Regions from separate parts of the Homo sapiens genome. Here region 2 is linked to region 1. Evidence: chromatin contacts called from ENCODE Hi-C or POLR2A ChIA-PET data. All regions are on one chromosome and are shown on one strand. The core of a region is the stretch at or near the end of the contact, and the rest is flanking DNA. Distances in the headings are between cores, read along the strand shown.

Region 1 (3,653 bases), core at 687-3,186:
GTGATATATTATATCAATTGATTTTCAAATGTTAAAACTGCTTTGCAAACCCAGGATAAATTCTACTGTCATGATGTATAATTTTTTTATATATTGTTGGATTTGGTCTAGTAATATTTTGTTGAGGATTTTGCATCTATGTTGATGAGAAATACCTGTGATTTTCTTTTTTTGTAATGTTTTTGTCTGGTTTTGGTATTAGGGGGATGCTGGCCTCATAGAATGAGTTAGCAAGGATTCCCTCTACTTCTATCTGCTGAAAAAGATTGAAGAGAATTGCTATAATTTCTTCCTTAAGCATTTGATAGAATTCACCAGTGAACCTCTCTGGTCTCATGCTTTCTGTATTGGAAGATTATTAATTATTGATTGAATTTCTTTAATAGATATGGGCCTATTCTGTTTCTGCTTCTGTGAGTCTTGGCAGATTGCATCTTTCAAGGAATTAGTCTGTTTCATCTGGTTACCAAATTTGTGGGCATACAGTTATTCATAGTGTTGTTCATTATCTTTTAATGTCCATGGAATCTGTACCAATGTCTCTTATTTCATTTCTGATATTAATAATTTGTGTCCTTTCTTTTTTCTTAGTTAGCCTGGCTAGAGACTTACTAATTTTATCTGTCTTTTGAAAGAACCAAATTTTTGCTTCATAGATTTTCTCTGCTGATTTTCTGTTTTTCACTTCCTTTATTTTTGCTCTAATTTCTGTCATTGCTTTTCTTCTGACTACTTTTGATTTAATATGTTCTTCTTTTTCTAGTTTCCTAGTAAAAGATGATATTATTGATTTTATATTTTTTCTGTTGTAATATCTGTATTCAATGCTACAAATTTCTCTGTAAACACTGCTTTTATTGCATCCCACACATTTTGTTGCATATTAATTTTGAATTTGTTATAAACATTTTAAAATTTCTCTTGAGATTTACTTCTTGACCCATGTGTTATTTAGAAGTGTCTTGTTTATCTCCATCTAGTTTGTGATTGTTCTTTGTGTTGTTAATTTTTAGTTTAATTCCATTGTGTCTGAGAGCAGACATTGCATGATTTCTATTCTTTTAAAACTGTTGAAGTACGTTTTACAGTCCAGGATGTTGTCTATTTTGGTGGATGTTTCATATGAACTTGAGAAAAATGTGTATTTTACTGTTGTTGGATGAAATGTCTGTAGATGTTGATTATATTCAGCTGAGTGACAATGTTGTTGAGTGATAATGTTGTTGAGTTCAATTATGTTTTTCCTAATTTTCTGCCTGCTGGATTGATCCATTTCTGATAGAGGGGTGTTGAAATCTCCACCTATAATAATGGATTCATTTATTTCTCCTTGTAGTGGATCCATTTTTGGTTGGTGTATTTTTATGCTTCGTTGTTAGGTACATACATATTAAGGATTGTTATGTCCACTTGGAGAACTGACCCCTTTATCCTATGTAGTGCCTCTCTTTATCTCTGATAACTTTCCTTGCTTTGAAGACTACTTTGTCTGAAATTAATATAGCTACTAATGCTTTTCTGCTTGCTTTTGATTGATGTTAGCTTGGTGTATCTTTCTCCATCCATTTGTTTTAATCTATATGTAGCTGATATGGTTTGGCTCTGTGTCCCCACCCAAATCTCATGTTGAATTTCGATCCCCAATGTTGAGGGAGGGACCTGGTGGGAGGTGATTGGATCAAGCTGCAGATTTCCGCCTTGCTATTCTCATGATAGTGAGTGAGTTCTCATGAGATCTAGTTGTTTGAAAGTGTGTAGCACTTCCCCCTTCCCTCACTGTCTCTCCTGCTTCACCATGGTAAGACGTGTTTGCTTCCCCTTCCCCTTCTGCCATGATTGTAAGTTTCCTGAGGCCTCCCAGCCATGCGTCCTGTTCAGCCTGTGGAACTGTGAGTTAGTTAACCTCTTTTCTTCATAAACTACTCAGTCTCAGGTAGTTATTTATAGCAATGTGAGAACAGACTAATACAGAAATTGGTACCAGAGAAGTGGTCCATTGCTATAAAGATACTTGAAAATGTGGAAATGACTTTGGAACTGGGTTATGGGCAGAGGTTGGAACATTTTAGAGGGCTCAGAAGAAGTCAGGAAGATGAGGGAAGGTTTGGAACTTCCTAGACATTTTGAATGGTTGTGACCAAAATGCTGACAGTGATATGGACAATGAAGTTCAGGCTGAGGTTGTCTCAGATGGAGATGAGGAACTTATTGGGAACTGGAGTAAAGTTCACTCTTGCTATGCTTTAGCAAAGAGACTGGGAGTATTGTGACTCTGCTCTAGAGATCTGTGGAACTTTGAACTTGAGAGAGGTGAGTTAGGGTATCTGGCAGAAGAAATTTCTAAGCAGCAAAGCATTCAGGATGTGGTCTCGCTGCTTCTAAAAGCCTATTCTCATTTGCATAAGCAAAGAAATGAACTGAAACTAGAACTTATATTTACAAGGGAAGCAGAGAGTAAAAGTTTGGAAAATTTGCAGCTGACCATGTGGCAGAAAAGAAAAACCTATTTTCTGGGGAGGAATTCAAGTCTGCAAAAATTTGCATAAGTAAAGGAGAATCAAATGTTAATAGCCAAGATAGTGGTGAAAATGCCTCCAGGGCATTTCAGAGACCTTCACAGCAGCTCCTCCCATCACAGGCTTGGAGGCCCAGGGAGGAAAAATGGTTTTGTGGGCCAGGCTGAAGGCCCCACTGCTCTGTGCAGCCTCAGGACATAGCACCCTGTGTCCCAGCTGCTCCAGCTCCAGCTGTGGCTAAAAGGGGCAAAGGTACAGCTTGGGCTGCTACTTCAGAGGGTGTAAGTCCCAATCCTCAGTGACTTCCACATGGTATTGGGCCTGCAGGTGCACAGAAGGCAAGAGTTGAGGTTTTGGAGACTCCACCTAGATTTCAAGGAATGTGTGGAAACACCCAAATATCCAGGCAGAAGTCTTCTGCAGGGGTAGAGCCTTCATGGAGAACCTCTACTAGTGCAGTGCAGAGGGGAAATGTAGGGTTGGAGCCCCCACACCGAGTACTCACTGGGACACTGCCTAAAAGAGCTGTGAGAAGAGGGCCACCATCCTCCAGACTCCAGAAGAGTGGATCAACTGACAGCTTGCACCATGCACCTGGAAAAGCCTCAGGCACTCAACACCAGCCTGTGAAAGAAGCTGTGGGGGCTGTACCTTGCAGAGCCACAGGCACAGAAGTGCCCAAGTCCTTGGGAGCCCATCCCTTGCATCAGTGTGGCTTGGATGTGAGACATGGAGTCAAAGGAGATTATTTTGGAGCCTTAAGATTTAATGACTGCCTTGCTGGGTTTCAGATTTGCATGGGGCCTGTAGACCCTTTGTTTAGGTGGATTTCTCTCTTTTGGAAAGGTAATATTTACCAGTGCCTGCATCCTGTATTTGCCCATGCCTGCATCCTGTATTTACCCAATACCTCTACCCTCATTGTATCTTAGAAGTAACTAATTTGTTTTTGACTTTACAGGCTCATAGGCAGAAGGGACTTGCCTTGTCTCAAATGAGACTTTGGACTTGAACTTTGGAGTTAATGCAGGAATGAGTTAAGACACTGGGGGACTGTTGAAAAGGCATGATTATGTTTGAAATGTGAGAAGGACACAAGATTTGGGAGGGGCCAAAGGTGGAATGATGTAGTTTGGC
Region 2 (3,876 bases), core at 7-2,506, 350 kb before region 1:
GGGGTCAAGAATGAAGTAATCTGTGTTTTTATTCCAGTTCTCTGACTAACTTCTTATGGGACTTCGGCAAGTTCCCAAAGTTCAGTTTTCTTATCTGTAAAATGAAGGAATATTAAACCTGCCCTATTATCTCACGTGGGTATTCACGGAAACAAATGAGATTTTTAAATTATTATGTGAAGGCACATTCTTTCACAAACTCGCTGTCCCCAAGGCTCATGCATCTGAAAGAGCTCTACCCAGCACTTAGTTATGGCTGAGATTGGGGACACCATGGACCTCAGAGGATGCAATGCCTTCGTGTGGTGTGGGGCAGACCCATCCCTCACCAAGGGCTTTCTGTCCTAGATGCTGGGTCCACTGACCCAGGGGTGCCCCCTTCTGGGTGGGACAGCATAGGCTGGTTTCCACTATGCCACATCACTAAGGTGCATTTCTAATTTTAAGCTCTAGTTGTAGGGCTGTGCTTGCTAAATTTCCTTGCTGAGGCACTCAGCCCCATGCCATATGCATTAATACCCATGGCTTCATGATGATGGATGTGTCCACTGGTAATAATGCACATAATCTCTCCCCTCAGAATACCGAGTGTCAACATGCTGTTGTTGTAGGCGGGGACTTGACACGTGACAAACCAGGCCACTTAAAACACAAGACTCTCTTGGGCTCCTTCCTTCCCCTGCTCCCACCAAGCTAAGAACAAACTTCTAAATTCCAGGCACGATCTCTTTGTGTTTGAGGTGTACAGATTGAGATTCTGATTCAGGTATAGCAGCGTAAGGTCCCTTTAAAGGACAGCTGACCACCAGGCTTTAAATGAAGAGCTGATTTTTAAGACAGAAGCTAAAAATATCCTCTCCATCTCTCTCCTCAAAATAAATCACATGCCTCTTGAAATTTATTCACCTCATTCCTGATTTCTTAAAAACATGAAGATAGCAAAATAAAAGTGATCACTCTAATTAGAGTACCTTCCAATCTAAAATGCTGCAAATAAACATATTTGAAAGGAAAAGCAGCTGAAGTGTCTAATTTGCAAGCAGCAGTTTGAAAACAGGAACAATTAAAATACACTGGTAAAGCAAAGCTGAGGTCTCATACTCATCAATGGTTTCAGAAAATCTCTCACTTTCTACGTCCTCCTCCCCATTTCTCAGGCAGCTTCTGAGTGCTGAAGCTCTGCCCTGTTACCAATGCCAACACGACACACCCTATAGAGAGGTGTGTCTATAAGAAAAAGGGAGAAGGACCCAGAGCCAGGAAACCAGGATTTCAAACTTTGACATTGCCCTTTGCTGGCTATGTGCCCTTGGGAAGTGGTTTCACCCACCTGCACCTGGACTCTTCAGGTAATAACCACCCTCCCTCCTGGAGAGGCCCAAAGGATCACATGAGATAATGTGGTTAAGTGACTCAAACTACAAAGGATTCTTCTCATGACTTCTCAACCTTGTGGTTCTATTCTAGCCAAGTCTTTCTTGTCCATCCCACGTCCAGGATTGTTACAGACTAATTGTCTGTGTCCCCCAAAATTCATATCCCCGCTATTGAAATCCTTATCCCCCCTGTGATGGTACTAGGAGGTGAGGCCTGTGGGAAGTAAAGAGGTCACAAGGGTGAAGTCCTCATGGATAGGAATAGTGCCCTTTTAAGAAGAGACCAGAGATCTAGGTCACTCTTTCCACCAGGTAAGGATAAGACATTGGCTGTCTGTAACCCAGAAGAGGGCCCTCACCAGAACCCAACCATAGTGGCACCCTGATCTCAGACTTTCAGCCTCCAGAACTGTGAGAAATAAATTTCTGCTATTTATAAGTCACCTAGTCTATGGTACTTTATCACAGCAGCCCAAACACTCAGCCAAGGCTAACTAACTGTAGTTTCCAGTCTTTGTTCAAGACACTCTCTCCTGCTTAGAAGTGCCATCCTGCCATTCACCACCCCAGGTAAGACCCCTTTTGAAGAGCTCCAAGTGGTAGCCTCTTTTGGATGGTTTCCTCAAGCAGATCACTAACGGCACCACCTACCTCCTCAACTCTCTCAGCACTCAATCCCCATCCCCAGCCAATGGAGCCCTAATCCTCTGCTTATTGCTGTCTCCCACCTGGTTAAACACTGCTTGAGAGTTCAATATGTCCCCTCCTCTTACTTGATTCCAAGCTTCAGTGGGGCAAGGACCTGATCAGATATTCTAGATCAACAGCATCTGAAGTTGCTCAATTGACACATGCTAAAAGAAATAGGAGTCCAAGAAACGAAGACCTTTAGGGTCTGAAACAAGACAAAGAGAGGCAAAAGTCTGAGAGATGGCATAAAAGATGCTAAAGAAGAGACGTTTATCCAGTAAAAGAAACCATACAGAGAGGTTGGAAATGGCCCACTTCAGTGGAGACCTAGGCCCAAATAACTTGCTATGTTAAAGGAACTCTGCAGCAACTATTTTTACCAAAAATCAGTGACCATTATATTTCACTTAGATTTGGGGGCGGGAGGGTTAGGGGGAAGTGTTTTCAGACAGAATACATATCATGTGACATAAATCTGTGTTTGTTAAGACAGACTCCTCCATGAAAATAACAGTAGACATAGGACAAGGTTAAAGTCTTTGGATTAGTCCTACATTTAAAATAGTTACAGGGTTCTGCCATGTGATTTGAATACTCTTTAATTTCTGAAAACAAAAGAAACATATATTGAAATAAAAATAATTCCTTTCTATATTTTCTGATTTAAAAAAGATAGCATTAGGAGATATACCTAATGTAAATGACGAGTTAATGGGTGCAGCACACCAACATGGCACATGTATACATATGTAACAAACCTGCACGTTGTGCACATGTACCCTAGAAAAAGTATAATAAAAAAACAAACAAACAAACAAACAAAGTAACTGAAGTTGGATTTTGTTTTTGGTGTTTGATTTGATTGGAGGGTAGCTGTTTTGCTGGCACCTCAAGCAGTGCCTGATCTAAAAAGTGAACCTCAAAAAGGGGATGCACGAGATGATCCACGGGGATGCACAAAAAAATAGGAATGTGTTTCTTTACAGTGTAATATTTGTATACCATAAATACCATTATTCTACTCTCCATTTTTATCAATAAATTAGTATCCATATATTGAGAGGTCAAACTCAGCCTTTTTTCATTGACATGGCTCCAACAATCAAAAACAAACTGAAGACCCAGTGGCAGTCTGAAGCGTGGAATGGAAGGCTTGCAAAAAACTGCAGGAAGGATTGGGAAAAAGTGATGAAACCACACCAACGCCCTGCCTGTCCTAGTTATTCACGTTCTCAGCTTAGAAAGAATAATTGTAAAAGGAGAATGATGATATTTTTCTGAACTCCAGTTGAATGTGAGAAAGGGAAAGTGAACATGTTCAATACAAGGTTCACAAGAGGAGGCATTTGGTCTCCTGTGTCCTTAACAGAATTTCTGAACTCAGGACCACATAGTTTCTCTCCAAAGGAGTCACCTAACACTTACTTAGGCAAGAATACAAGTACTCCAAATTTATGATGGGACCAGCTTGCCATAACCTGTATTAGTTTTGATTCCAAATTTATTCAGGTCACCTTCACACACCATTAACTCAGTTATCCACCAAGCCATTAGACACCATATGTGCATGACTACAGGCCTCAGGGGCTCCAAGAAAAAATTAATCACCAGGGAACCTATCTAGCTGGTTGGTCTGATAGTTCAGCTGGGAAAGCATATGGAGTAGCACAGAGGCTGAGGCTAAACGCCACTTAGAAAAATTAAAGTGAGAAACAGCCTTCCTTTAAAAAAGGAGCAAATCTGGAAAAGACAGAGGGTGCTAGCTTAGTGCAGATGTTGTCTAGGTCTGTTTCCTGAGATGACTTTTCAG

What was found. A loop is a pair of places that touch in the nucleus more often than their neighbours do. ChIA-PET counts read pairs that join two places held with the same protein, here RNA polymerase II (POLR2A). Pooled maps may share reads with other maps.
Region 2: a loop to region 1 is called in a pooled map, with 2.2 times the contacts of the local background. The contact joins two enhancer-like sites. A Hi-C loop is called at or near these places in 1 of 50 pooled maps. POLR2A ChIA-PET finds 5 or more read pairs at or near these places in 2 of 52 experiments (PC-3 and activated naive CD4-positive, alpha-beta T cell).

Annotation. Positions count from the first base shown.
Region 1 is chr2:134,039,099-134,042,751 of GRCh38, reverse strand. No RefSeq gene overlaps it. Among named protein-coding and RNA genes, the nearest start is that of MIR3679, 86 kb to the left of the region's middle. Within about 2 kb of position 1,936, at least 3 of the 41 ENCODE cell types and tissues checked have a DNase peak (open chromatin) inside an H3K27ac peak, as active enhancers do.
Region 2 is chr2:134,389,356-134,393,231 of GRCh38, reverse strand. All of the region lies in intron 10 of MGAT5 (alpha-1,6-mannosylglycoprotein 6-beta-N-acetylglucosaminyltransferase), which reads right to left. Among named protein-coding and RNA genes, the nearest start is that of MGAT5, 140 kb to the right of the region's middle. RefSeq lists an enhancer at 1,170-1,279. Within about 2 kb of position 1,256, at least 3 of the 41 ENCODE cell types and tissues checked have a DNase peak (open chromatin) inside an H3K27ac peak, as active enhancers do.